Linked DNA regions of Mus musculus: regions 1, 2, 3, 4, 5 and 7 are each linked to region 6. A link is a loop called in an ENCODE intact Hi-C map of the cell type or tissue named here. Cell type or tissue: heart. All regions are shown on one strand.

The links. Peaks named below come from ENCODE experiments on the same cell type or tissue, not always from the same donor. Only the 100,000 strongest peaks of a DNase experiment are listed, where the experiment ranks them.
Region 1: a loop joins it to region 6, with 3 times the contacts of the local background. A loop is called at or near these places in 21 of 42 quality-filtered maps.
Region 2: a loop joins it to region 6, with 6 times the contacts of the local background. A loop is called at or near these places in 20 of 42 quality-filtered maps.
Region 3: it touches region 6 in a loop (2.5-fold over the local background); 7 of 42 quality-filtered maps call a loop at or near these places.
Region 4: it touches region 6 in a loop (2.3-fold over the local background); 9 of 42 quality-filtered maps call a loop at or near these places.
Region 5: it touches region 6 in a loop (4-fold over the local background); 4 of 42 quality-filtered maps call a loop at or near these places.
Region 7: it touches region 6 in a loop (4-fold over the local background); 13 of 42 quality-filtered maps call a loop at or near these places.

What each region holds. Positions count from the first base shown.
Region 1 is chr4:132,410,389-132,414,388 of GRCm38, forward strand. Phactr4 (phosphatase and actin regulator 4) reads right to left here. Exons shown (of 13, transcript NM_001161797.1): 2 at 2,682-2,735. The coding sequence starts at 2,697. Among named protein-coding and RNA genes, the nearest start is that of Phactr4, 10 kb to the right of the region's middle. In heart, CTCF peaks have their summits at 1,087 (motif pointing right) and 1,654 (motif pointing left); a DNase peak (open chromatin) is centred at 1,413.
Region 2 is chr4:132,462,555-132,466,554 of GRCm38, forward strand. It overlaps Med18 (mediator complex subunit 18), which reads right to left and starts at 1,367. Exons shown (of 3, transcript NM_026039.3): 1 at 1,220-1,367; 2 at 311-454. The coding sequence starts at 383. In heart, a CTCF peak has its summit at 1,661 (motif pointing right); a DNase peak (open chromatin) is centred at 1,417; H3K4me3 peaks cover 2,058 bases; H3K27ac peaks cover 2,027 bases.
Region 3 is chr4:132,210,165-132,214,164 of GRCm38, forward strand. It overlaps Ythdf2 (YTH N6-methyladenosine RNA binding protein 2), which reads right to left and starts at 2,092. Exons shown (of 5, transcript NM_145393.4): 1 at 1,736-2,092; 2 at 1,268-1,292; 3 at 588-667. The coding sequence starts at 1,762. In heart, no CTCF peak of the experiment used is centred here; DNase peaks (open chromatin) are centred at 1,337 and 2,067; H3K4me3 peaks cover 2,625 bases; H3K27ac peaks cover 2,204 bases.
Region 4 is chr4:132,201,588-132,205,587 of GRCm38, forward strand. Ythdf2 (YTH N6-methyladenosine RNA binding protein 2) reads right to left here. Exons shown (of 5, transcript NM_145393.4): 4 at 2,545-4,000. Among named protein-coding and RNA genes, the nearest start is that of Ythdf2, 8.7 kb to the right of the region's middle. In heart, a CTCF peak has its summit at 1,644 (motif pointing left); no DNase peak of the experiment used is centred here.
Region 5 is chr4:132,268,727-132,272,726 of GRCm38, forward strand. Rnu11 (U11 small nuclear RNA) reads right to left here and starts at 1,460; the gene lies at 1,353-1,460. In heart, CTCF peaks have their summits at 368 (motif pointing left) and 1,748; DNase peaks (open chromatin) are centred at 1,465 and 1,755; H3K4me3 peaks cover 722 bases; H3K27ac peaks cover 846 bases.
Region 6 is chr4:132,512,801-132,516,800 of GRCm38, forward strand. n-TAagc8 (a tRNA gene) reads left to right here and starts at 3,208; the gene lies at 3,208-3,279. In heart, CTCF peaks have their summits at 245 (motif pointing right) and 2,138 (motif pointing left); DNase peaks (open chromatin) are centred at 1,111, 1,701, 2,151 and 2,801; H3K4me3 peaks cover 2,136 bases; H3K27ac peaks cover 1,817 bases.
Region 7 is chr4:132,290,671-132,294,670 of GRCm38, forward strand. It overlaps Taf12 (TATA-box binding protein associated factor 12), which reads left to right. Exons shown (of 6, transcript NM_025579.3): 5 at 1,193-1,281; 6 at 1,957-2,659. The coding sequence ends at 1,992. Among named protein-coding and RNA genes, the nearest start is that of Rab42, 11 kb to the right of the region's middle. In heart, CTCF peaks have their summits at 1,165 and 2,493 (motif pointing right); a DNase peak (open chromatin) is centred at 2,531.

The sequences.
Region 1 (4,000 bases), 100 kb before region 6:
GCCAGGGCTACAGAGAAACCCTGTCTCGAAAAACAAAAAACAAAACAAAAAATAGGTATAACAGGCTAGAGAATTAGTTAAGAGTACGTGTTCTTGCAAAAGACTGGGATTCAATTCTCAGCACACACAGTGGCTCACAACCATCTGTAACTCTAGTCCTATGGACCCAATGCCTCCTTCTGACCTCAGTAGGCACCAAGCACACACACAGTGCACATATATAATGTAGGCAAAGCACTACAATAATATTAATTTTTAAAAATAGTATTACCAGCCAGAAAGTAGTGGTGCACACATTTAGTCCCAATACTTAGGAGACAGAGGCAGTTGAATCTCTGAGTTCAAGGCCAACCTTGTCTACAAAGCAAGTTCTAGGACAGTGAAGGCTACACAAAGAAACTATGCCTGGGGATGGGGTTTAGAGGATATAGATCAATTCAGGGGGTACCTGCCTAGCATGCACAAGGACTGGGCTCAGTCCCTAGCATTGCATAAAACCAGTTGTGGCACACATCTGTAGCCCTCAAACTCATTTTAACTCACTTTATAGTAAGTTTAAGGCCAGCCAACTGGGTTGCATATGATCCTGTCTCAAACCTACTTTAAAAGGACCATCAAACCAAGCAGAGTGGTATTCTTGGCCATCCTGCTCTACACAGTGAGTCCCAGGCCGTCCAGGGATAGATACACAGTGAGATCCTGTCCCAAAAGTGGGTAGAGGGAGTTGGATCTAAATGGCTCAGTTGGTAAAGATACTGACTCCCAGAGTTTGATCCCCAGACCCCACTTGATAGAAGGAGAGACTCTTAAAAGTTGTCCTCTCACCTCTACACTGCTGTGCTAAACATACACACACAAAAATTATTAAAATAAATATGAAAAGACCCATAAGTTAAACATGAAATTCATTTACATGTCCTATACAACTTACAGGTAATTTTATATATTTGTTTTCAGATTGTGGTCCACCCCATTCTCACTCAGGCAGACAGAATTTTACAATTATTTTAGCATTCAAAGAATTTCAGACTTTGTAAAATACAGATTTTATTCTATGTGTACGAATCTTTTTCTGCATGTCTATGCACAATGTATACACAGTGTCCTCAGTCGCCAGAAGAGGGCACTGGAGCCCCTGGGACTGGAATCGCAGAGGGTCGAGTCACTGGGACTCACACTCAGGTCCTCTCTCTGGAAGAGCAGCCAGTGCTCTTAACCTCTGAGCCATCTCTCCAGCCCCATTACAGATTTGAGACTAGTGATGTCCAAACCCAACTGTACTGGAAACATTTGGTGTTACACACACTGTCCAGCCATGGCCATTCTTGTCTCACTTATCTCCCTGTGCTTTGTTCTCTTTTCCTCCCCTCCCTCCCTTCCTTCCCCCCTTCCTTCCGACTTCCCTGTTCTTGGAAAAGATCTCACACAATGTAGGTGTGGTCCTCTGACCCCTGGAGGATGGCCCCCTGCATGCATGTCCCTGTGCAGGGTCACGTCTCACTATCTGCAGCTTATTATATCAACACTATCTTTAGGAACAGTCACGGTGCTATGAAAATAAGTTCAGTCTCTCCAATCCTCAAAATAATTTCAAGAATAACCTGATGACATAACTAGGTCGATAAACAAGGTGCTGTCTGCCCTCTAGTGTTCAAACTAAAGATCTCCCAATGAGCTAGCTATACTTCTATAAAAACATGCTCAGCCACCTAGGCTCATTAAAATCAACAAAACAAACAAACAATCAAACAAACAAACAAGCGTATGTCATCTCAATTGAGGTAAAAAATGTAACCTGAACTTCCTGATTCTGGTTACCAGGTCAGAAAGCTCAGCCTCAGTCACATCAATGGCAACAGAGCAAGACAGAAGAAAATAAATTAATATCTCAAATACAATTCCTAAGGGCTGGGGACACAGCTTGTTTTACAATGCCTGCATATACACAGGAGGTATGTGCCTCTCCTAACCACGGAATCATCTTTTCAGTCCCTTACATCTAATTTGCAATATAGTAAATGTCAGCAAGCAGAAGCTCATTAGGACCCTTAATTATGTTAAAAGTATGAATGGAGTCCAGCACTGTCAAGCACTCAGGAGGCAATGGCAGAGGGATCTCTGAAAGTTCAAGACCAACCTGGTCTACATAGTGAGTTCCAGGCCAGCTGGAGCTACAATGAAATCCTGTCTCAAAAAAAGCAAAACAAATGGGGCTGGAGAGATGGCTCTGTGGTTAAAAGCACTGGCTGCTCTTCCAGAGGTCCTAAGTAGCTCACAAATGTCTGTACCTCCAGTTCCAGGGTCTCTGACACCCTCACACCAATGCACATAAAATAAAGATAAATAAGTTTATTAAAAAAACAACCAGCCAAACAAACAAACAAGAACACCAAACCCCTAGTGCTGGGTATGGTAGCAGAGGCAGGAGGATCTCTGTGAGTTTGAGGCAGACTGGTTTACATGAGCTCCAGGACAGCCAGGACTAGGTAGAGATCCGATCTCAAAAGCAAAAACTAAAAATAAAATAAAGGACAAAAGCTAACAGATGAGAGTATGAACGGATGCTGAGAGCACAAAGTCTGAGAGGCACTGTTCTACATCAGCATCCTGAGCGTGAGATAATGCACTCAACGCTGCAACAGGTAAGAGCAAGCATCCATAAAAAAGCAGGCCATACTCACCCGATGGGTCTTCCATGCCACTGCTAACCAGTGTAGGGAGAGAAGGAGTAGTTTCTGAAAAGAGAAAAGGTAAAAACAATACTGAAAACATCAAATTTACCATTTTCTAAATTTCTTTGAAATAAACCCAACTCACTAACACTTTAATAAGTGCCGGGCATGGTGGCCCACGCCTTTAATCCCAGCACTCGGGAGGCAGAGGCAGGCAGATTTCTGAGTTTGAGGCCAGCCTGGTCTACAAAGTGAGTTCTAGGACAGCCAGGGCTACACAGAGAAACCCCGTCTCAAACAAAACAAAACAAAAAAACCAAAAAAAAAAAAAAAAAAAAAAAAAAAAACCAAAAACAAAAAAAACCAAAAAAAACCCAAAAAACAAAAGTACCACAAATGACAAAAAGAACTGACAGTTCTCGACTTTCACACGGACACTGTGCCATGCATGCACACACAGAATAAGTAATTATTTTAAAAATGAACATTGCCTTCTGGGAGTTTTAAGGGGTATTATTGGGATACAAGCATAACAAACTAAAATATCAGGAAAAATCTAAGTCTAATTGTGTGTGTGTGTGTGTGTGTGTGTGTGTGTGTGTTGTTTCCTGCTTTTTGAGACAAGCTCTCACTACTTTTCATTTTTAAATACATTATCCTCAGTCTCCTACAACATGTTAAATCTCCATCTTGCATTCAATATGTAAAGAAAAGGGCAAAGTTTTGTGTAAATCAAAAACAAACCTGCTTTGTGGCACACCGCTCTAATCCCACTCCTGAGAGGCAGAGACAGGTGGATCTCTATGCGTTTGAGGCCAGCCTGGTCTACAGAGTGAGTTCCAGATAGCCTGAGCTATCTGGACCCTAAATAAAAAGATCCTGCCTCAAAAGCTAATTACATAAATAACAAAACAACTTATATGCATCTCTGAGCAGAGATAAGAAGTATATTTTTACAACAATATGAACTAACCAGTACCTGGGAGCTCTTGTCTTTAGCTGCATATGTATCAAAAGATGGCCTAGTCGGCCATCACTGCAAAGAGAGGCCCATTGGACTTGCAAACTTTATATGCCCCAGTACAGGGGAACGCCAGGGCCAAAAAGGGGGAGTGGGTGGGTAGGGGATTGGGGGGGTGGGTATGGGGGACCTTTGGGATAGCATTGAAAATGTAAACAAGGAAAATACCTAATTAAAAAAAAAAAGAAGTATATTTTTAGGGAGGGAAGTAATTTTATAGAAGAAATTATCTTTTTGGGTACAGGAATCTAAATTTAGGGCACTCACGTATGAAAATAAAGCAACAGAAAAATGTTTTATTTTGTTT
Region 2 (4,000 bases), 50 kb before region 6:
GAGACAAACAAAAATAGAGGAAAGAAAGAAAGAAAGAAAGAAAGAGCAAGGGAGGGAGGGAGAGAGAGAGGGAGAGAGGGAGAGAGAGAGAGAGAACAGACAATAGGACAATAGTGGTAAATATCTATAATCCCAGGCCCCTGCAGCCAGAAGGGTCTACAGAGTGAGTTTCTGGCCATTGAGCCATCTTCCCACCCACCCTCTTTTAAACACAGTTACAGGAACCCTACAGTTGCCTATAAGTCATCTCAACTTGCTCTAGCCAGAAAAAACTGAAAACTTGGTAACACAAGCTCCTTGGCTGACTTACCCTGCAGGAGGTACTCCATCATGTTAATGGTGCCCCCAGTGACGGGCATCATGGTGACTGGAGGCGCCTCCATGATGCCTCTAATTAGGTTCAAGACAACAGAACTGCAAACAGATCTTCCAACCGGAGAAGCACAGGATCCACCTGGAAAAGTCACACTTGTCCATACCCTGTTTGCTGCGGCAGTGGCCTTGAAACCAAAGCTCATTCAGTCTTAACTTTGCACATCTGCTTATACAGCCGGTTCCAAGAACGGGTGACTCGGGAATAAGAGGGGTTCTAGCTCCGGAGATACGGAATAGCCATCTAGTATCAAGTTCTGAACCTTATAAACGTTTTTCTATGTAATCTCGAGGCAGCTATGTAACCTCTTGTTCCGAAACCTACTGTCTCGTTTAAAATAAGACCAAGGGTGTTTAACCCCACAGCCCTCGTCTCCCCCACCCACTACCTGGCTCGAAAGAAACCGACATTCATATTCAAAAATGGTAACTACACTGGGCTACACTGAGAGGCCTCGTTTCCAAACATAAAGAAATAAAAACCGGCTGTGTTGGGGGGAACATCTGTAATCTCAATACTTGGGGACAGAGTTAGAAGGACGGCTGCAGCTTCGGGCTAGACTGGTCTATATAGCAAATCCCGGCCAATTAGGGCATCACAGTGAGACTGTCTCAAAGAAAAAACAAAAGAAAAGATCCGAGGGAGACCTAAGGACCTTGTCCACCCTTCACTCTATGCGGAGGCCATGCAGACTCAGGGAAAGGCCCCAGGGCACACGAGCGATGTAACTAGAACTGGTTCTGCCTTTATGAGAACGCCTCTGCAAATGAGCCAGGCGGGAAATATGAAGTTAGAGTGACTGTCCCGGTCCTCCCACGCGGGCAGCCGGGACACGTGTGCACTTACACTAGCAACACGTCTCCGTCCGCGCTACAGATCCTTGTAAAGCTGGAATTAAATCCACGCGTGCACACCCGCAATCCGCACCCCCAAATGCCGCCAGCGCAGAGCCAGAGAAACCGCCAAACTCTCCCTTCAGCACTTCCGGTAGGAAGCTGAGGGACAGGAAACTTCTCCGCTACCGCCCCGAAAAGTAAGGGTGCCGAGAGGGCAAGGAACGCGCCCGCCTTCTGGCACCGGTGTGCAAGAGCGCACGCGCAAGGTTCGGGGCTGCTGTTGCTTTGGGGTCCTAGTCTAGAGTGGTACCGTGGAAGGTGACTGTCATAGGACAGCTCTAGGATACGTTTTTTTTTTTTTTTTTTTTTTTTTCAGCTTCGACGACCTGGATGTTTTGATCAGATCTCATAAAGCCGATTGGATACCATATTTAAATTTTGAACTCAGCCACTGGGGGGAGCGAGGAAGGAGAGTCACATTGAAAAAGAAGGGAGGCGGAGGTGGCGGGGCTGGCAGTGAAAGAGATGTAAAATGAATAAGTTAAAAATTAAATTAAAGAAAAAGAAAAGGAAGGGGTATGTTGTAAATCGGAAACGCTAACCACAGCGTTGTGTATTTATATATAGACCTCAGCAGGAACAATATTTTGTGTGCTTTCAAGGGTCTGGAGAAACAGCTCAGTGCTAGAGCCTTGTCTGACATGTGCAAGGCCATAAGTTTAATACAAAACAACAGCAAACTTGTTCAATTTACAGTGCATACCATAACTTTAAATACATGGGACCAGGCACAGTTCAAATCTGAGAACCTTGGGAAGCTGTGGTAAGGATCTCTCCAGCAGAGCCATTCAACGCTTAAACAATATTGTGAGGTTTTTAATAAATAAATAAATAAATAAATAAATAAATAAGTTAATTAATAAGGGCTAGAGAGATGGCTGAGCAGTTAATAGCCCCTGCTGCTCTCTCAGAGGTCCCAAACTCCCACATAGTGGCTAACAACCATTTATAATTTCCTTTCCAGGGGCTCTATTACCTTGTCTGACTACATCAGTCACTGCATCCGTGTGGTAGACATGCATACACACTTGCAAAAACACTCATAACACAAAATATAAATAAATAACTAGGGGCTGGGAAGATGGCTAAGCAGTTTAGAGCACTTGCTGTTATTCAGAGGACCTGGGTTCAGCCCTAACACCCATATCATGTGACTCACAACCACCTGCCACTCTAGTTCCAAGGGATCTGACACCCTCATCTGGCATCCATGCTAAAGGACATACATGGTACACATATATCTAGGCACACATATACATTAGATAGATAGATAGATAGATAGATAGATAGATAGATAGATAAGGATTTTAAATTCAACAAGTACTTATTGAACTCTGTACATATGCCAAACACATAAGGGACATAGAGTGAGGCACCCTTAATCTTTCAGGACCCCTCCCTCCTTAACATTTCCCCAAAGGTCACTACCTCAGGCAAGGGTACCTGGTTCCCAGTCAGTCTGGGCAGCTTGTATCAGCTCAGGGCTCCACCTTGCTGTCACATGAAATCAGCTTGCTTCTCTGCCACTTTGTTCTTCTTTCTGCCACCTCCTCCCATGGCTTGACAGTTTAATCTCTAATACATCTTTCTTTGTAATCATGGAATGGTCTAGTTCAGTATATATCAACATAATCACTTATGACATTCAGACAACAACAAGAAGTTGAGTATTTAAGATTAAGAAAAATGCAGGGCTATACAGCTCAGTGGTACAGGGTGTCAGGCCTGAGGTTTGATCCCCAGCACTGTAAATAATATTAATAACGCCTGTAAGGCAATGTTTTAAGAGGTTAACGAAGCCGGGAGGTGGTGGTGCACGCCTTTGATCCCAGGACTCAGGAGACAGAGGCAGGCAGATTTCTGAGTTCGAGGCCAGCCTGGTCTACGGAGTAAGTTCCAGGACAGCCAGGGCTACACAGAGAAACCCTGTCTCAGAAAACAAAAAACAAAAAAACAAAACAAAACAAAAAAGAGGTTAATGAAAAAACTCGTGAGACAGTAGCACGCACACTGTAGTCCACACTTTCCTGGAACTCAAGGCTCAGGACAAGTGTGAGTGTGAGCCACCACCCTCTTCATTTAGCTGATGATGTTAAATAACATGGAGAGCCAGTCCTGGTGGTGCATGGGAGGCAAAGGCAGATAGATTTCTGTGAGGTCCAGGCTAGCGTGGGCTACAGTAGTGAGGTCCAGGCCAAACAGGGCTACACCATGACACTCTGTCTCAAAATACACACACACAAAACACATGGGGAGGGGGAGAGAGCACACACTGTGAATCTACACGCAACAGTACGGACTAGACAAGTAAGACTCCAGGTGCATACTAACACTGATACTGAGTAACTGAGTAACTAGCTCCTAAGACTTTAGGGTTGGATTTGAGGCCTGCACCACAGGAGAAATTTCCATCTGCTACTGTAAACCTAGTCAAAAGCCTGCGGCTTGTGAGGTCACCAGTACTAGTAGAAGACACTGCTGTTGTTTTGCTGAAGAACATGAAATACCAGTCAAATTGCCTTCCAAATGGCTACGTTTATAGGTAGAGGTTAATAGGTCTGTCAGCTTTCCTCAAAGAAGCTTCCTTTTTCAGTGGGCAGGGATCCCTGAGGAGACTCCTAACTAGTTGGTCAGACTGATGAGAGACTGCTGGATGTTCAGCCATGAATGAGAGAGCTCCCATAACACTCCACAGCTCAGAGAGCATCACAGAAGAGGAGGCCCGAGGAAG
Region 3 (4,000 bases), 300 kb before region 6:
CAACAGTGTTTTAGCCTCCTTTAACAAACACATTAGCCAAAAGAGCTATGCACAAAGTTGTTCTCTACAGATACTAAACAACCAAAAATCACCATCTAGCGCCCCACTGTCTCACTTTGAAATAGTTTTAATACACAAAGAGCCTCACTGGAGACAAAAGAGAAGTAAGTTTTGTATAGGTGAGGTTCAGGTGATCATTCACTAGAATTTCCTCACTACATTATCATCCCAATTTCCCTAAAAGACAAGGTTTTGTTTTCTTTAGAGCTCAGGCTAAACTCTGGCCAATATTCTTAAGCTGTGCACTAATCCTTTCCTGGCAAACAAGGGGCAATTACTCATGCCAGCATAACAGCTCTTATACAACTCGCGTTATCAGTAATGCAGTCTCAGAGCACATGCTTTGTTGACCACACAGCTTATATCTTTAATGTTTTATATAACAAATTAGTAAGTTGTATTAGGAGTCAGCCACACACACACACACACACACACCCAAACACACCCAAACACAAAAGTGAGACAGGGCAGAGAAAGTCTAACAGTACACTGTCCCCTCAGATAATATAGAACAATTTACTACTCACCGGCCTTGCCTGTGGGCTCAAGTAAGGTTCGAAATCATCATCATTTAGTCCATCCTTTTGATGCACAGAACCATTTTGTACTAGAGGGGAAAAGTTAAATTAGCAATGCCCTGGTCCGAAGAGCTCCCTTCCAAACCCATCCATCAGTTTACATTCACACCAGGAAGAAACCATGCTAGTTCCAAGAGTCACTTGGTTTGAAACTCCGGGGAATAACGATGAGCGCCAGGGCTGAAGCAAGAGCCGGACAGTGAAAAAGAGTCTCCACCCCAGAGCGAGCTGATCTTTTTAAAAGGTCAGTGTATTGGCTCCTTCGAATTTCAATTCCCTCCGGCTTTCTCTCCCCGCTTCCTTCACATGTGAGTGACTTCCAGAAAGTGCTCCACGAGGAGGAAACACAAAGGGCTCCTAAGACCTACGAGAAAACTAAGGACCTGGTGCTTCTCAAAATGCATTCCACCCCCGGCCGCTCATGAATTACTCGTTGTTAACGAAAAAAGCTGCCCGCCAGCTGCAGGGCCACACCAAAAGGGGCGACCGCCCCGCGCGCGGCACCTGCGACCCGAGCGGCTTCGGAAAGGTCCTTTCCCCGGGGCGCGTCCTCGAGCCACCGCCCCCACGGCCCGGCGGACCCCCCTCCCCATCCCGGCCGGCGGCCACCCGGAGGAGCGGGGTCTTACCTTTGTTTCCTTGACCTTTTGGTCTCTGCGAGAGGAGGGGACGTCGCCGAGCAGCAAGTCGTCCGAGAAGAAAACGGAAAAGGAAAGACAAATGAACGCGGGGCCCGAGCAGGGAAGAAAGGAACCGGCCTGGGGGGGACGCGTGGTGAGGGGGAGGCGGGGACGAGCGCTAGGCCGGCGGGGCAGCCCCGGCAGCCCGGCCACCCGGCAGCCACACGAGGGAAAGAGAGGAAACGAGGAAGGGAAGCCCGGGCCGCTACTGGGAGGGAGCGCGGCGCGGCCGGCCCGGCCCGGGGAGGAGCGGGAAGAGCGGGCCGGGCGGGAGACTCAGGGCGCGGCCGGTCTGAGGCCCGAATCCCGAGCCGCGAGAGGCGCCCGCCGCGGCCCGGCCAGGAGCGGCGGGCCCGGGCCTAGTCGGGCCCCGTCTCGCCTCACACAATGGCCGAGACATGCGGGCTGGGCCTGTACCTGCTCCAAGAGGCTGCTGGCCGACATGGCTCTCGGATCCTCACGGGGAACGACGGCGGCGGACTCCTCGTCGGGACAGCGGCGGCGGCGGATGAGCCCCGACGACGGGAGCAGAGGGTGCGGCGGCGGCTTTTGTCCCTGACACTCGGAGCCTCGCCTCGGCGGACGCAGCAGAGACACAGCGCGCGACTCGGGCTCCGGCTCCGATCCGGCGACGCTCTAGGCCGCCGAGCTCAACGCCCGTCTCTATGCTCCGGAGCGCGCGCCCGCCCCCTCGCAGCCCGAATGGGGGAGGCCGAGCGGCAGAGGCGGGCGGCGCGCGCGGCGCGAGCGCTGACTCTCACAGTCGCTGACCCACGCGGAAGGGCCCGGCGCGAAGCATCTCGGGAAGGGAGAGCCGCGCCCGTGGCGCCCTCTGCTGGGCTGGAGGAGCGGAAGCGGTGCGCGCGCGGTCTCCCCGCCCCCACCGCCGCCGCTTTGGGCCTAGGAGCCCTGGGTGGCACCGGGGGTCACCACTGGAGTTTTTTGGCAAACACCTAGAGAATAATTGTTTTGTCTTAAGAAAACACGCAGAAGCCCCTTTCTTAATGGGGCAGAGGCTTCTACTCTGTGTAGGACTTGAGCCCTAACTCATAACTGCATTTGATAACTCTCCCCCAATTTGAAAAGGAACCAGAAGAGAGGTCCTAAGAGCTCACAGGGAAAACTTCATGGAGGTCGGCCCAGAAGACACCCGCGCCCTTCCTTAAGACTATTGTCACCTTCCTTCCTCAGGGACTTGAAAAAAACACCCAGGAGCAGTACTTCCACTAAATATTAAAAAGCCGGCCCTCACTGCCCTGCACACAAGACATTTACCCCTTTGACTTTTGAGGGAGAAAAATATACACTCTCTTTTTTTCAGAGAAGTCAGTGACCCCAAAATAATCTAGTAAACTCTGGACTTTATTCCCAAGAAAAAGACACCTCACCCGTATGCACAGTGTCACACACACTTTCTTGAAGTCTGTTGGACCCTAAGAGGAAATATTCGTGATCTAAGGACTGGAAAATGAACGCTATTCCAGTATGTGCTGTGTGCAGGGCTTTGTCATTAAGTGCTTTCTGACACATTAAATTTAAAGACTTTCAACAAGTTCAAAGTGCCTATCAAACAATGTTACAGCTGGGAAAAGGGAGATTAAGCATGCTGCCAAAGTTATCAAGTTATTAAATAGATCTGTGCTTTTGACACAAAGAACAACATAATATCATTCTTCAACAGCTAGAAAAGAAATCCTGTATTCATGAGCTAAGATTCACTGGAGAGCCAAAGGATGAGCAAAGGCAGGTTTTTTTTTGTTTGTAGGGTTTTTTGTTTGTGTTTTGAGACAGGGTGCCTCTAGCTGTCCTCAAACTCACTAGGTAGACCAGGCTAGCCTTGAACTCAGAATTCTGCCTGCCTCTGCCTCCTAAATGCTGTTATCAAAGGCATGCACCACCAAAGGCATTTTTAATTTAAAAAAAAAAAAATCACGAGCTGGGCGTAGTGGTGCATGCCTTTAGTCCCAGCACTCGGGAGGCAGAGGCAGGCAGATTTCTGAGTTCGAGGCCAGCCCGGTCTACAAAGTGAGTGCCAGGACAGCCAGGGCTACACAGAGAAACCCTGTCTCAAAAAACAAACAAACAAACAAAAAAAAAATCACTCTGGACAAGGATATTTAGTAGTAGGTTTTGCTATTGCAAATGGTAGACACCTGAGCAATGCACTATTGTTAACCTAATGCCATCTGCTTGCTAGATAGAGAAGGTTTGGATTTGACAGATTCAGGAGGAAAAAGCCAAGACTCTTGGATTTTACTTTGTAAACCGCTCAAAGTAAGTGCAAAGCATTTCTTGTCTGCTTATACTCACATTTATGGCTTAAGTGAATAAGATCAGACACCAAAGTTAAAGAACTCTTAGTAAAATGTCACATCTCAGGGTGGAGAGCCCATTAATTGAATGAGAGAAGCCTAGTAATGGTTTTTTTATGAAAGATAATTAGCCAGTCAACCTCATGGCTCAGCTTTGTATATAAACTGTATCAGCAATTGCTTGCATTTAGAGACAGCTTGATTTTGTAAAAAGAGAATTAGACTAGACATCATCTCCTGAGAACGAGAGAGAGTCTAAACACTGGTCTCCCGAGTCCAGGTACAACACTAGGAAAATTATTACACCTGTCTCAGATTCCCTCCCTTAAGACAGAGGATAATACCACCTGCCTAACAAGTTTCTCACAAA
Region 4 (4,000 bases), 310 kb before region 6:
TTAATTTCAGCACTGGGTATGTTGCTGTATGTCTTAATCCCAGCACAGGCAAATAGTTCTTTGTGAATTCAAGGCCAGCCTAGTCTACAAAGTAATCCAGACCACGGAGGACTTGACAGTGAGACCCTGTCTCAAAAGTCAAAAGTTTCACAGATTCAAGGTCATTCTCAGTTAATGAGTCTTGAGGTCTAAAATATGAGACCCTCTATCCCTGAACCACTCAGTGAATTTAATCCAATTCAGTCCCTTGACTAAAAGTCAAAATAAATCCAGGGGCTTAGTTCAGTGTAAGAATGTTTCCCTAACATACTCAGGTCCTCATTCCATCCAGAGAACTGGTCTAAAGAAAAAAAGTCTGGCTGGAGAGAGATGACTTATCGGTTAAGAGCACTGACTGCTCTTCCAAAGGCCCTGAGTTCAAATCCAGGCAACCACATGGTGGCTCACAACCATCTGTAATGAGATTGGATGCCCTCTTCTGGTGTGTCTGAAGACAGCTACAGTGTACTTATAGATAATAAATATTTAAGATAAAAAAAGTCAACCATGGCCGGGCCGTGGATGCGCAGGCCTTTAATCCTAGCACTCGGGAGGCAGAGGCAGGCAGATTTCTGAGTTCGAGGCCAGCTTGGTCTACAGAGTGAGTTCTAGGACAGCCAGGGCTACACAGAGAAACCCTGTCTCGAAAAACCAAAAAAAAAACCAAAACAAAACAAAACAAAACAAAAATATGAATAAGTAGCAACCGAGCTAGAAAGATGGATCAGTTGTTAAGATCACTCGCCGCTGTTCTTGAGAAACTGGATTAAATTTCAACACCTCCACAGCAGAGCTTACAACTACCTGTAACTCCAATTTCCAGGATACTTGATACCCTCTTCTGGTCTCTGCAAGTATGCATGTGCTGCATATGCATAATTGCAAGTCTATACACACGAAGTAAAAATAAAACTTAAAAACAAACAGCTGGATGATGGTGAGGCACACTTTTAATCCTAGCACTTAGAAGCCAGAGACAGGCGGATCTCTATGAGGCCAATCTGATCTACAAATTGAGTTCTAGAACAGTCAATGAAACCCTTGGAAAAAACCAACTGTGATGGTTTGTATGCTTAGCCCAGGGAGTGGCACTATTAAGAGCTATAGCTTTGGATAAGGTGTGTCACTGTGGGCGTGGGCTTTTAATACCCTCTTACTAGCAGCTTTCTGATGAAGATGTAGAACTCTCAGCTCTGTCTGCACCATGCCTGTCTGGCCGATAATGGACTGACACTCCGAACCTGTAAGCCAGCCCCAATTAAATACTGTCTATAACTTATAATAGTTGCCTTGGTTTACAGCAGTAAAATCCTAAGATACCAAACAAATAAACAAACAAAAACCACAGAACACCCCCACCGTAGTCCTAAAATTTACATGTACATAGTATTCCCCGATCAAGCACTATTTCAAATAAATCAGTCTAGTTGTGATCCATTTTCTATCACTCTTTCCACTTCGTAAGAAAAATCAAAAGAGGGGGCTGGAGAGATGGCGCAGTGGTTAAGAGCACTGATTGCTCTTCCAAAGGTCCTGAGTTCAAATCCCAGCAACCACATGGTGGCTCACAACCATCTGTAATGAGATCTGACGCCCTCTTCTGGCGTCTGAAGACAGTGACAGTGTACTTACATATAATAAATAAATAAATCTTAAAAGAAAAATCAAAAGAAAATGACTGAGTAATAAAACCAAGAGATAGCTTTCCTAATGTTCAGTTTTTGGGGTTTTTAAAGATATTTTATGTGTATGAATTTTGTAAGAACAGATATGGCACACATATGTGCCTGCTGGTTCCGCTGGACCTGTGGCTATGGATGTTATGAGCCACCATGTGGGTGACAGGAACTGAACTGAGCCTCTGCAAGAACAGCTAGTGCTTTCTAAATGCTGAGCCATTTCTCCAGCCTCTCTAATGCTGTTTTTAAAGTTTTATATAATAAACAGTAACTTTCTTACAGCTGGGGGTGTGGTTCACTGACAGAGGGCTTGCTTAGCATATACTTGGTTCAGTTCCTATCACTAAAAAGAAAGAAGTAAATAAAATGAGCATTACAAAGAGGAAAACAAAGTTCTGAAAAATAATACTGTCAACTGTCAGAAGCAGACAGATTTCAGAGCAGGAACACACCAATTCTTGAAAATAACAAAAATGGTCAAAGGCACAGACCACTCCAACACAGAACTTTCATTCTTTTCTGTAATTACATCCCCAGTGGTCCCTTCCCATCACACCACCACTTCAATTATCCTTTTGTATCTTTAAATTACCTGTCTATAGCAGTTAAGTTCACACTGTATTGTTTCTGCTCTCCACTAATGCTCACATTCCTTCACACTAGGGTTCAAAAGACCAATTATACTCCCATAAAGCCTTAAGCTGCTAAATCACACCATTATTTACAGAGCTTTTATTAAGCACTCAGTCATGACAATACCGACAATACCGTTCTTATCCTTTCTAATGCCTCCTCCTTCCCCAGTCTCAATGATAAGCTCCTTTACCTTTTTAACACTTTCTTCTTCCTCTTGGCGTTTCTCATAGTGTGAGAAGTCATCAAAAATGGAAGTGGTGTGCTTGTAGCTGGCTATGATTTTCAACACCTGCTTAGCTTTTTCCAGAGGCACTTCCTGAGTGTCCCTAGAGTTGGTCACTGGTTTATTCTCGTTGTTCTCTAGACGAATGTGTCGCAGTTGGCTATTGGGAACGTCCTTCACAAAAATCCATCTGACATCGAAACGACCCTTCCATTTGTCCTGGGACCACACACCTGCACATGTGTTGTAGTCCACAGCAGATTTCATCTCTGCAACTCCACAGAAGTGTCCACTGCCGTTGACACTGAAAAGTAAGTACACGGGACCCTTCCCATTCATGGAACGATAGGCGGCATCCAGTCTCTTGTTACCATGCTCTGTGCTGCACCAGATATTATACTTAATGGAACGGTGGATATCGTCCTCAGAGTAGCTCTTAATGATGAAAACCCGGCCATGTTTCAGATTCCAGTCGAAATCTTTAGGGTTATAGTTATTAATGGACCGAAGTTTCTCCAACACCGGGTGAGGCTCTGAAGGAGTAGATCCAGAACCCGCCTGAGACTGTCCTACTCCATTACCATCCACCCCATTATGACCGAACCCACTGCCACGGTTCCGAGGTGCTACCCAGCGAGTTGGCTGAGCTGCCTGTTGCTGGACTGAGAGCTGAGCAGGCTGTGGTGGAGGTGGAGGCAATGGCTGCGTCTGTTGCCCTACTGATGCCTGAGCCACTGGTGGGCTATTATTGGCCTGCTGTCCAACAGGCTGAGGAGATCCCTGGGTTGGCTGACCTATATTTTGAACCAAAGCCTGTGAGGGGGCTTTTGCCACAGGACCCTTGTTATCCCAAGTTCCAATATCCATGTTATGCTTTATTGGGGGTGGTGGAAGACTTGATCCTGCAATGCCATTCTTGGTCTTCAGTTTAGGCTGTTGTTTTGCAGGCTTGCTAGCAATATCAGCCCAAGATGCTGGTTTTGGAGGAGCAATAGTAGCTGGAGGCAAACTGCTAGAAGCCACAATGTTACTAGTGATGGACCCACTACCAACAGCAGAGCCTACAACTTTTGGAACACTGCTTGCAACTTCTGTGCTACCTAGTTTCAGTGCTGCCATCCCTTGGTCTATAGTATTCATGCCTGGAGCTTTATTGAGGGTCTCATTGGCAAAAGCTGACTGTCCATCAATCATGGCTCCACCTAAGGAGCTGGGTGCATAAGCGTAATTGCTACTATATCCAGAGCTTTGAGTAGACTGTCCCTGAGAACTGTTATTTCCCCATGCTGAGAAGTCAATCCCACTGGGAAAAAAATTAAAACCATGCTGACCAAGAAATGGAGTGCTACCTAGGGCTCCTGGTTGCCCAAACATTGCATCTGGTAGAAAGTGGGGCTCTCCGTTGCTCAGTTGTCCATAAGAA
Region 5 (4,000 bases), 240 kb before region 6:
ACACACACACACAAGCAAAAATAAATCTAAGCACTCATGAGGCAGATCTCTGAATTTAAGGCCAGGCTTGGTCTACAAAGAAAAAAAAGGGCCAGCCACGATGAAACCCTGTCTCAAAAATAAACAAAAAAAAAAAAATTTTAAGGGATATGGACATATGTGAGGTATACACACCAAAATATGTAACTCCAGACATAAAGTTTTTTTAAATACTCCATATGAGATGTAGATCAAAAAGGCTGGCGAGAATATGTCTCAGCAGTTAAGAGCACTGATGGCTTTTCAAGAAGTCATGACTGAGTTCAATTCCCAGCAAACACATGGTGGCTCACAACCATCTGAATGGGCTCTGATGCCCTCTTCTGGTGTATCAGAAGACAGTGACAGTGTACTTACATAAAATAAACAAATCTTAAAAAAAGAAAAGAAAAGAAAAGAAAAGAAAAGAAAAGAAATTTATATTGAAGGAGGAAATTTCAGTCAAGTTTTATGATTCCCTTACTCTTCCAGGGAGGCATTTGGAAGTGGGATATTCCTTTTGCCTGCATAATACAATGTAACCCTCAATTTTCTAACCTGTGAAGCAGAGCCATACCCACTCCTCTTAGCAGTCAGTTGCAGGGCTAGAGAGATGGCTCATTGGTTAAGAGCACTGGCTGTTCTTTAAGAGTCCCAAATTTTATCCCAGGTACCTACAGGGTGGCTCATTACCAGTCTTCAACTGTTTTTTTTTAAAATATTTATTTATTTATTATATGTAAGTACACTGTAGCTGTCTTCAGACACTCCAGAAGAGAGAATCAGATTTCGTTACAGATGGTTGTGAGCCACCATGTGGTTGCTGGAATTTGAACTCAGGACCTTTGGAAGAGCAGTCGGCAATCTTAACCGCTGAGCCATCTCACCAGCCCTAGTCTTCAACTGTTAATCCCGGGAAATTCAAACTCAGGCACACAAGCGAATAAAACAAAAATAATTTAAATGAAAATAAATAGCTAAGGGGCTGGAGAGACAACTCAGAGCACTCAGCTACTCTTTTTTTGTTTGTTTTGTTTCTCGAGACAGGGTTTCTTTGTATAACCCTGGCTGTCCTGGAACTAACATTGAAGAGCAGGATGGCCTCGAACTCAGAAAACCACCTGCGTCTGCCTCCCAAACTCTGGGATTAAAGGCGTGGACCACCATGCCCGCCTACGACATTAACTTCTAATTCCAAAGTCCAGAAACTTAGACTTGCTAGCGATAAAAAGACTTAGAAGATCCAGATAATAACCTTAGAAGGTATTATCTACCTAACAAGAAAGTATTTGTAAAATGAACTAAAAAAGCTTCCTCCTGTAATTTAACAAATTCAAGGGCGCCGGGACCAACGATCACCAGCTGCCCAATTACCAAAAAATTATGCTTCCGAAATCTCTTGATGTCGATTCCGCACGCACAGCAATCGAGTTGCCCTGCGTGTGCCACTCACGACAGAAGCCCTTTTTGCTCGAGCGCGTTCGGAAGCACAGTGGCATTGTCGGTCCACCCATCTTACGGTAAAGGTGAAAATAAAGTCTAACCAACTTTCAACTGTATATTGTCGAAGCTAAAAGGCAAACTATCGATTCTTCTCGGGCTGAGGGAAAGCTCTTCACAAAGAGAACTGTTGTGTCGTTTTTTGTATAGCAGTAAAGGAAAGTCCGTGAGTCAATATGCAAATCAGAGCAGTGCTTGCTGGGAATGCTCTGGCCGACGCGGAGGGAGAGGTAGGCGGCGCTGGTGCAAAACAGCTGCTCCCAGCTAGAGGTGGGATGTTGGGTTCGAGGAGCCTTTCGCTAAGTTACTAGGGTTACACGGTGCCCCAACCTGTCAAAACTGATAATGTGTAATTTAGTGCCACTTGTAGCCTCCAACTTGGACGTTATGTTCTAACATATGGGTGCTAGGAACCGAATTCAGGTCTCTGACAGGGACACACAGGAGACGGTCTGTAAAAGCAAAGAACGGAGTAAATTTATCATCAAAGACCTAGATTCTAGGTGATGGGGAGGGATTAAAAAAAGCTGACACGCGCTCTGTGTTCATATGGCGGGGCGATTTATTCTGAATTTCAATGAAATCAGATAGTTTTAAAAATAAACCGCCGGGCGTGGTGGCGCACGCCTTTAATCCCAGCACTCGGGAGGTAGAGGCAGGTGGATCTCTGAGTTGGAGGCCAGCCTGGTCTACAGAGTGAGTTCCAGGACAGCCAGGGCTATACAGAGAAACCCTGTCTCGAAAAACCAAAATAAATAAATTAATTAATTAAAATAAACCGAGTGTGATGGCTCATGCCTGTAAATCAGGAGGCTGACACAGGAGCATTACAGCAAGTTGAGTTCCAAGCCAGCCTTGGCTACATGACACCCCACTTCAACAAAAGCCAAAACACTGAACCGAGTATAATGGCACATGTAATCTTACATGGGAGGCTGCTACAGGATGACTCTGTCTTCTGGTCGGCCTGGGTTTCTGGAGGAATCTGCATCAAAGGACAAAGCACGCCCCCAAAAAGAATGGTAGATTTGTGTGACTTAGGCCCTGAGTTAAGCGATCACCATCTTGGGGCGTTCAGTTGAGCCTACCTGCAAAGGATCATCCCAGTTTGTTGACTGTGTATACCCTCTCAAAGAGGTGGGTGGGGTGGGTAGTCAGAAAACTCACTGAATAGCCAGCTGCTCTAGAATGAACAAGCTATCACGTGGGACTATTAATTGTCGGTGGTATCCAAGAAAGGTTATAGCATGTAAAACAGTAGGGGAGGGTGCTCTATTCATGCACTATAGAAGATTCGTCCAGGCTAAAAATGTGTTTGAAGGTGCAGATTTGGGGGGGACAAATTAACCATACCCCTGTTTAACCCTTCACTTGCTATGTAAATAAGCCACATAAACTAACTGGCTGCCCAGAGTGAACTGTGGTGGGATCATGCCTCAGGTTGCAGCTGGGACTGCAAATGTAGACTTTATGTCTCCTCCAAGGAAGGAAGTTTAGCAAGGGTTTCATCAGGTAGCGCAGGCTGAACTTGAGTGCCTGCTGCTTCAGCCTCCAGAGTGCTTTGGTTTTATATATATATATATATATATATATATATACTATAGCTGGCTTCAGACACACAAGAGAGCATCATGTCCTATTACAGATGGTTGTGAGCCACCATGTGGTTGCTGGGAATTGAACTCAGGATCTCTGGAAGAGCAGTCAGTGCTCTTAACCCACTTGAGCCATCCCTCCAGCTCCCAGAGTGCTTTTTAAGATTTAAAAAGTTAAAAAAAAAAAAAAAAGTGTGCATGTTAGCTCTCACTACGCTGCCTGTCTCCAGGGTCCTCTACTCTGAAAGTTGCAGAGATCCCCGTGTTCAGCTCCCAGAGCTTACTGACATCAGCCTGGCCCAGCTTTTCCTCAGGATATTGGGGACGGCATGCAGATCCTTACATTTGCACACCACGTTCCTAACGTTCCTACCCACTCGTGAGCCCTTCCCCCGCCCCTAATGTTCTTACATTAAAAAGAGTGTGTAGAAGAAGCAGATGAATACTTTTGAAACAAACAAACAAAAAAATAGACTGTTGGGCATTACACTTTAATAACGTATGGAGTTCCCTGCCCTTTATAAAGTAGGAGCTACAAAAGAAAGGAGATTCATAAATGGGAAGAGGTGTAGTTGAAACTGGTGAAGCCGGGCGTGGTGGTGCACGCCTTTAATCCCAGCACTTGGGAGGCAGAAACAGGCAGATTTCTGAGTCCGAGGCCAGCCTGGTCTACAGAGTGAGTTCCAGGACAGCCAGGGCTATTCAGAGAAACCCTGTCTGGAAACCCCAAAAAAAAAAAAAAAAAAAAAAAAAAGAAAGAAAGAAAAGAAAAGAAACTGGTGAGGAGCCCAGTGGTGCTACCCTCTGTCCATCAAGGGGCCCTTCTATAATCCAAGTGTTCATTTATCGCCACACACTTTATTTGACACATGCACCTACTGTGGAGC
Region 6 (4,000 bases):
GTTATTGTCTTCATAAGAACAATCCTAGCTGGGCAGTGGTGGCACATGCCTTTAATCCCAGCACTTGGGAGGCAGAGGCAGGCAGATTTCTGAGTTTGAGGCCAGCCTGGTCTACAGAGTGAGTTCCAGGACAGCCAGAGCTACACAGAGAAACCCTGTCTCAAAACAAAAACAAGATTTATTTATTTATTTATTTATTTATTTAATGTGAGTACACAGTAGCTATCCTCAGACACACCAGAAGAGGGCGTCAGATCTCATTACGGATGGTTGTGAGCCACCATATGGTTGCTGGGATTTGAACTCAGGACCTTCGGAAGAGCTGTCAGTGTTCTTACCCAGTGTGCCATCTCTCCAGCCCGAGAAATCCTGTCTTGAAAGATTTAAAAAAAAAAAAAAAAGTCACCAAGGGACCCTACATGAACTACATGAGGGGATCCTTTGTAAAAGTAAAAAAGAAAATTGACTTTCTGATCTTCAGAGATAAAACTATAAGCTCCACTTATGAGGCAAATGATTTTTGTGGAGGAGAACCAGAAGACACTAATACTCTAAAGCAGATGATCTTTTGTGACCTAGCTTCTAAAGAATGAAAGTGGAGGTGGCGCAGACTTTTAAACAGTATTCTGCTCTACTAACAAGAGTCCAGGATCCACCCATTAGCCCATTATAACTCTCACCACAACCTCCTCAAGTAGCCTTTATGTCCCGGTTTGACACGTGACAAAACTGAAGCTCTCAAGAGGTGTGCTGGCCGAGGTCAGGTGGCTCAGTAATGTGCAACATGCTCAAAGGCAGTATGACTCCACAGCAGAAACTGTCCCACCAGTGAGGAAAGAAGGAAGTGAATAGCTAAGAGGCAGGCTGGCACTTGTGATTGATGCCTAAACCAGATCTATTAATTAGGAGTAAGAGACATAACTGTAAAGTGGCCTAGAATGGGCGTGTCCGCACATCTCTGTGGCAGGGCCTCTGTGGGAAGCTCAGTTGCCGGTTGAAGATGGCTAGGGCGGCTAGAACCTGAGTAAGAGTAACCAGCGGAGGTGGAGGGACTCGCAGGCTGTGCTCAGAGAAATCTGCGTCTTCCCTCCCTCTTTCATTCAGTAAACAGTTTTGACCATGGAGTGTGTGCCAGTGGCTAGGTTTGGCTGTGGCAATTCAGCAGTGACTCTGCCAGCTTGGTGAGGGATGGGGAGGTGTGCTAGACACTGGGTGGACGCATCCCTCCCGTACCCCTCCCCCATGCCTTGCATAGTGTTTGGTCAGGCAAGGTCTCCTTCTTCCTCCTGTTGCCATACTCTCTGGACTCTTGCATCAGCCGTGTTAAAGCCACTGATTGGCCAAAGCTCTTTTGATTCCTGGAGACATGTCTAGATCACATCTGAAAGGTTTTTTTTTTGAGACTTCTTCAATTTCAGACCCTGTCAGACTAAAAACCTAATGGGATTCTCATCTTTTTTTTTTTTTTCAGAATTAATTTTATGGCATCAAATTCTTGAATCATTGTATTATAATGCCTTTACATTGTAACCATTCCAGGCACTATGGTTTATCACTCCTTGTGGGGTCCCCCCCCCAACTCTTACTATTTTCCAACTCCCCAATTGCAGAACACAGTTTCTGCCCAGGGAATTCTTGTAGGAGAGAAGCCCCTCTCGCTCCGATTGGCTTGATAAAACCAAAGGAGACACTCCACACACCCACCAGTAGCTTACTCACCTTCACTTGCTCCTTAAAGCAGCCATTGTGTGAGGTCCCGAACAAGGACTAACCCTGACTTCACCTCTTTAAGTTGTTACAGACCCCCAGAAACAGAGTCAGCTCCGATCCTAACAGCGACTCGATCGCTTGTTTTTGTCTCTATTCACCAAATTAAGCCCCTTCCTTTCCCAACTCTTGAATCAGTTTTATCGACTAAATCAAGGACGTTCGTTCGGAAGGAGATCTCTCTCCGATCAACGTGCAGAGTTTGTCTTGATAAAGTCACTTCCCTCGACTGCACATTTTGGATAGAAAACGTCAAGTTTGGAAAAGCTCATCTTTCTTAGTAAAATATGAAGGCTCATCTATTCTGGGTGCTTTCGGGGCAATTAGCTGGACTTTTCTAGTTTGATCAGTTGAGCGAGCCCGCAGCGCCCCCTGCAGGCCAGATCTTGCTATAGCTCAACCCCGGTGAACTGAAAAAAGGCTTCCAGGGCCGCTCCAAAGGATTCTGTACAGAACCCCATATCATGGCGTCAAGGTCTTAATAAGAAGACATGCGGTGGCTAAGTAAATACCATGTGGCTTCTGAAGTGTCTAGCAAGGAATAAGCTTTCATAAAACTTCACAGCCTAAATATTTCTCCCATTGCTTCGCTAAAAACCCTCGGAAAACTGTCTGCGGCATGGAGACCAGATGTTAAGGTCCAGCCAACCGACACTTTAACAGTCTGATCCAGTGGCTTGATTTTTAAAAAAATTGTTTCCTATGGTACCCTACTACCTATCATGATGGGCAGAGGGGGTGAAGGGCGGAGGCAGTCCTAGCTTTTTAAACCGTGTGAAATCAGAACAAGTCATTTCTCTCTGCCCCTGTTTCCTGCTGTGTCAAAGCAGGGCTGTTGTGAGCACGAAAGCTAACGCAGAACTCTTCAACAGGGCAGCAGGGGTTGTTATTTATATTGCTGTTTTTCCCCAAAGTATCCTCGGCAAAAGCAGCAACACTCCTCCCCGACCCCTTGGTGCTCAGCAACAGGCTCTTCTTACGTAAATCGCGGCGGCCAATGAGCAGACATGTGGGCGGGGTTTAGAATAAGCCAATAGGAGCCTGCAGCGACGCTCTGGATAGGACCAGGCATGTTTCCAGGCTGACAAGGCAACTCTCCGAAGCTGTTGAGGAGACCTGAAAGGTCTTTAAAATCTTCTTGCTCTGCCTATCAACCGGGCTCTGATTGGTCTAAAACTCAGCGCCTGCCTCTCCTCCGCCCGCCCTGAGCAGGAAGGGAGCTGGTAGCACAAGGCTTACTTTTTTTTTTTTTTTTCTTAATATTTGAGACTAGGTCTGTACACCAGGCCCATAACTCAAATCCGGAACTCAAACTTGTTATGTATCCAGAGGCTGATCTTAACTTTATGATGGCCCTGCCACAACTTCCCAAGTATCTGGGATTGCAAGTCTGTGTTGCCTCCCCTGGTGTTTTAAATCTCTACACATTCTTTCGCATGTGGGGATGTAGCTCAGTGGTAGAGCGCATGCTTAGCATGCATGAGGTCCTGGGTTCGATCTCCAGGTTTTTTTTTTTTAAATCCATTTACACACTTAAGTGCTTCTATGTGTTACATTTTTAATATTAAAGAGGCCCTTGCCGGGCGTGGTGGCGCACGCCTTTAATCCCAGCACTCAGGAGGCAGAGGCAGGCGAATTTCTGAGTTCGAGGCCAGCCTGGTCTACAGAGTGAGTTCCAGGACAGCCAGGGCTACACAGAGAAACCCTGTCTCGAAAAACAAAAACAAAAAAAGAGGCCCTCAAGCATGGCATGATAATGGTTGTTGAAGGCCACACTGGGCTACAGAGTGATTTATCTCGGAAACTCAGTAAGTGCTAGTATCAAAAATAAATAAATAAGTAAATAAACAAGTAAGTAAGTAAATAAATAAATAAATAAAAAGTGAAAGAGAAGCCTGTTTGTTGTTTAAAGAACAGAAAGGAACAACTATTGATTTCCCTACTTTAGTCCCCTGAGTAGGTGGCTTTCCAGAGTTGTTTTTTGTTTGTTTGTTTGTTTGTTTGTTTGTTTTTCGAGACAGGGTTTCTCTGTATAGCCCTGGCTGTCCTGGAACTCACTTTGTAGACCAGGGTGGCCTCAAACTCAGAAATTCACCTGCCTCTGGCTCCCAAATTCTGGGATTAAAGGCGTGCACCACCACTGCCCAGCTTGTATTTATTGTCTTTGTAAGCTCTTACATAATGCAGGGTCTTTTGTAGCACAGGTCTCCTTGGCCTTTTGTAGACCGGGGGT
Region 7 (4,000 bases), 220 kb before region 6:
GAAGGGAAGGGAAGGGAAGGGAAAGGGGAAGGGGAAGAAGGGGAAGGGGAAGGGGAAGGAAAGGAAAGGAAAGGAAAAAGGAAAGGAAAAAGGAAAGGAAAGGAAAGGAAAGGAAAGGAGTGAGTAACCTTTGGCTGGAACTCACAAAGACCCAACTGCCTCTGCCTCCTACTGCTGGGACTAAAATCACATGTCACCATGCCTGGCCAAAAGTAAAATAAATAAGAACATAATAAAGATTTTTAGCCAGGCAGTAGTGGTGCAAGCCTTTGATCCCAGCACTTGGAAGACAGAGACAGGTGGATTTCTGAGTTCGAGGACAGCCCGGTCTACAAAGTGAGTTCCAGGACAGCCAGGGCTATACAGAGAAACCTTGTCTCGAAAAAAAAAACCAAACAAACAAACAAAGATTTTGAAACCATAAGACATAAGCCAGGCAGCAGCCAGCAGTGTCGTTGTTCCAGCACAGGCAGTTGGATGGCTGAGCTCAGTTCTGCTCTAGGAGGCGCGTTACACTTTGCCTCAGAGCTATACAAATGGGGCTCAGAAGACAGACGCCTCAGTGGTTAAGAGCCTTTGTTATTCTTTCCCAAGTCCCAGGGTCAGCTTCCTGATCCACATCAGGTGACTCCCTGTAACTCAAGCTCCAGGGAATGCCATGCCCTTGTCTGGCCTCTGTGGGTACCACATATACTCACACATACACATAAGTAAGAAACTACATAAAAATAAAAGCTAGAGAGATGAGTTTGTGATTAAGAGTACTGGGTGATCTTCCTGAGGACTCAGGTTTGGTTCCCAGCACCACATGGTGCCTCATAACCATCTTTAACTCCAGATCCTGGGAATCTAGCACCCTCTTCTGGCCTCCTTGGGGACAAACTTGCACAGTGTATACATACATACATACATACATACATACAGGTAAAACACATGACTTCATGCACATAAAATTAATGTTACTAAATAATGTTTTTGTAGAAATTAAAATTAAACAGGTTAAAGAACTTGAGGATATAGCTCAGTGGTAGTGTTTGCCTAGTATGTACTAAACCCAGTGCTAAAAAACAATGAAACCTGGAGAGACTGTGTGTGTCTACTCGGAGTCCAGGTCTGTCTTTGCTTGCAGCTTGTTGCAGCTGCACTGCCCTCTGGCTGCAGCCTCAGTTCTGTGCTGGTGTCTTCCTTGCAGAGCGCCAGTGGAACATGTGGATCCCAGGCTTTGGCTCTGAGGAAATCCGACCCTACAAAAAAGCATGTACCACAGAGGCTCACAAACAGGTGAGGAGCTGGGGAGCCAGGACTGGAGCCTGTGTGCATCTCACAGGGAGTACAAGCAGCTGCCTCCTGGAGTGTCAGTCCCCTGTGCAGCCAACGTGACTGCACCAGAGGTCAGAGGAAGCTCTGTCATAGCTCCCCCAATGCTGCGCTGCTGCAAGCGCGCTTTGCATTTTCATTTAGAGCTCTTGATTCCAGATCTCCTGTGGGCACGCCCACCTGCTCTCATACTGAAACCCGGCCTGGAAAGTCACACACCACGCAGGTCAGAGGAAGAGGTGTGTCAGGCTTGTGCCGGGAGCTACCCAGGCTTTTCTGCCCAACACTCTGGGTTATGTGCCACGATAGCTGCTGTCCTCTGCCTTTCTTGACAGTGTGAGGATGTCATTTCTGATCAAGAACTAGTTGTCCTCATCCTTAGTCCAGTAAGGGCACTGGCCTCCCACTGACAAGCCTGGCCTCCTTGCTGTTGTGATTTCAACAGCTTCCCTGATGGGAAAAGCCAGCTGCACGTGAGCTCGGCAGGCATGGCTGAGTTCTCTTGGGCGTTAACCATCTCTCCGCCCTGTGTGCTGCTCCCTATAATATAGACTGTGCTACTTGCTAGTGGCTTTCTAGATGTGCCAGAAGGCTCCTGACTCTGGCCCCTGTTAACTGCTCATTTCTGTCTCCTTTCAGAGAATGGCACTGATCCGGAAAACAACCAAGAAATAACACAGGGAACGGTCAGGGAATGGACAACGTGTATTTGGAGATACTTGAGCTGAGACCTCAGCCATCTCATCCTTGGATTTTTTTTTAAATGCTTTACAGAGAAGCATATATTTTTTATTAACAGTGCAGCAATATCTATAATGACTGAGAAGATCTGCCAAAAGAATAAAGCCTCCTGCCCACCTTCTGGTCCCTTTTCCCTGCCGTCTCAAAGAGAAGCAGTGTATCTACCAGAGAAGATTTTGCCTGTGGTTTATTATAGAAGTGATTGGCTGTAGGAAGAGCATTTTGGTCGTGTTGGGTGAGACAGTGTTAGCAAGTTTGTAGAGGGTCTGTCTCCTCCTCCCCCCGTCCCTGTACTTTGTAATGTCAGTGTTTCTATGAATATGAACTTGATTTGCTTTTCCAGAATAAAGGAGTTATTAATTGAAGACACAGGGTGCATAGCTGAGAGCCTTTGAAATGCCAGGGTCCCAGCAAGGCTGGGAGCGCTGCAGTCAGCAGGTGGCAGTACAGGCAGTGATCCTGTTAGAGAAACCGGCAGGGATCTCCCACTGTTTTACTCCAAAGGAACAAGCCAGCAGTAGGAGTTGGAGCACTTTCTCTGCCACCAGACACAGTGACCTCTGCTAAGCCCCAAAATAAACAAGCATTCTAGTTTTGATAATGTTAGTGTCCATAGGACCTTTTTGTGTGTGTGTGTGTGTGCGTGTGTGTGTGTGTGTGTGTGTGTGTGTGTGTGTGTGTGTGTATGTGTGTGTGTTGAGGCAAGCTCTCTCGGGGTGTGTGTGTGTGTTTTGAGGCAAGCTCTCGGGGTGTGTGTGTGTGTGTGTGTTTTGAGGCAAGCTCTCGGGGTGTGTGTGTGTGTGTGTGTGTGTGTGTGTTGAGGCAAGCTCTCGGGGGGTGTGTGTGTTTTGAGGCAAGCTCTGGGGTAGGCCAGGCTGGCTTCAAACTCTTGGTATCTTGCTGAGACTATCCTTGAACTGACCCTCTCAGTGAGCTGAGACCACAGGTGTGCATCATCATGCCTGGCTTCTTAGAGCCCCTTTAGACCTCTCTGGATCTCCATAGAAGATTGTATTCATCCTTGTCCCTGAGGAAGGATGTGAATAGCTCTGGGGGAAGTCCTGTTGCTGGGATTCTGTCATCGGAGGAAAGCAGGGCCTCTCTCAACAGCAGGATGTTCTTCCCTGTCATCATCCTGACCCACGCCCAGCACAAGCCTTGTGGATTGTGAGGGACCATGGGCTTAGGGGAGGGTGGCTGCTCCTCCTAGGGGCCACAGCACAGCCACACCTACCTTTGGTCCCTGCTCTGGTCATCTTCCTCCTGAGGCTTGGTCGGAGACGTGACACAGTTCATAGATCTGAGGAGTTCAAAGGCCATGCTTCTGTTGCCGTTTTCTTGGCTGAGGTTTCAGCCTGGAGAGTCAGCAAGGGGACAACCAGCTTCTTCCCTGGTCACGCCTGACACTGAGCTTCTGGGTATGTGGCCTAGCGTCAGGAGGGCCTTAACTCTCCAGAACCTACAGCCACTGGAAGATGTTCTCAGAGGATGCTCTGTTGGTGACACCAGACAGCAGAGGGGTCCCACTGAGTCCGGATAGGAACAAGTAACTGATGCCAGCAGCCAAGATGGAATCTGGAATGACTCTTGAGTCCTCTTTTGAGGACCGAAAGGGACAGGGGAATTGGGGAAGTACAATGACAGAAGTGAGGGACTCATAAGACGTCAAATTATCATTCTTGATCAGCTGTGTGACAGGTAGGTGGCTTTCTCTGTCTCAGTCTTACTGTCTTACCAGCACACCGAAGGACTGTTCATGTCTCTGTAAGCTGTGCCCATTCCTTCAGTAGGCAGAAGCCATAATAAAAGGAAGAAAGGGGTGGACAGTCCTCAGATTCAGTGTGTGGCTTCATTCTGACATCTCAGGCATTGGAGCCCTTGGTTTGGTGAGCTATGTTGGCAGCAGGCTGTTCTTGGCTTCCCACCCAATTCACTTGAACAG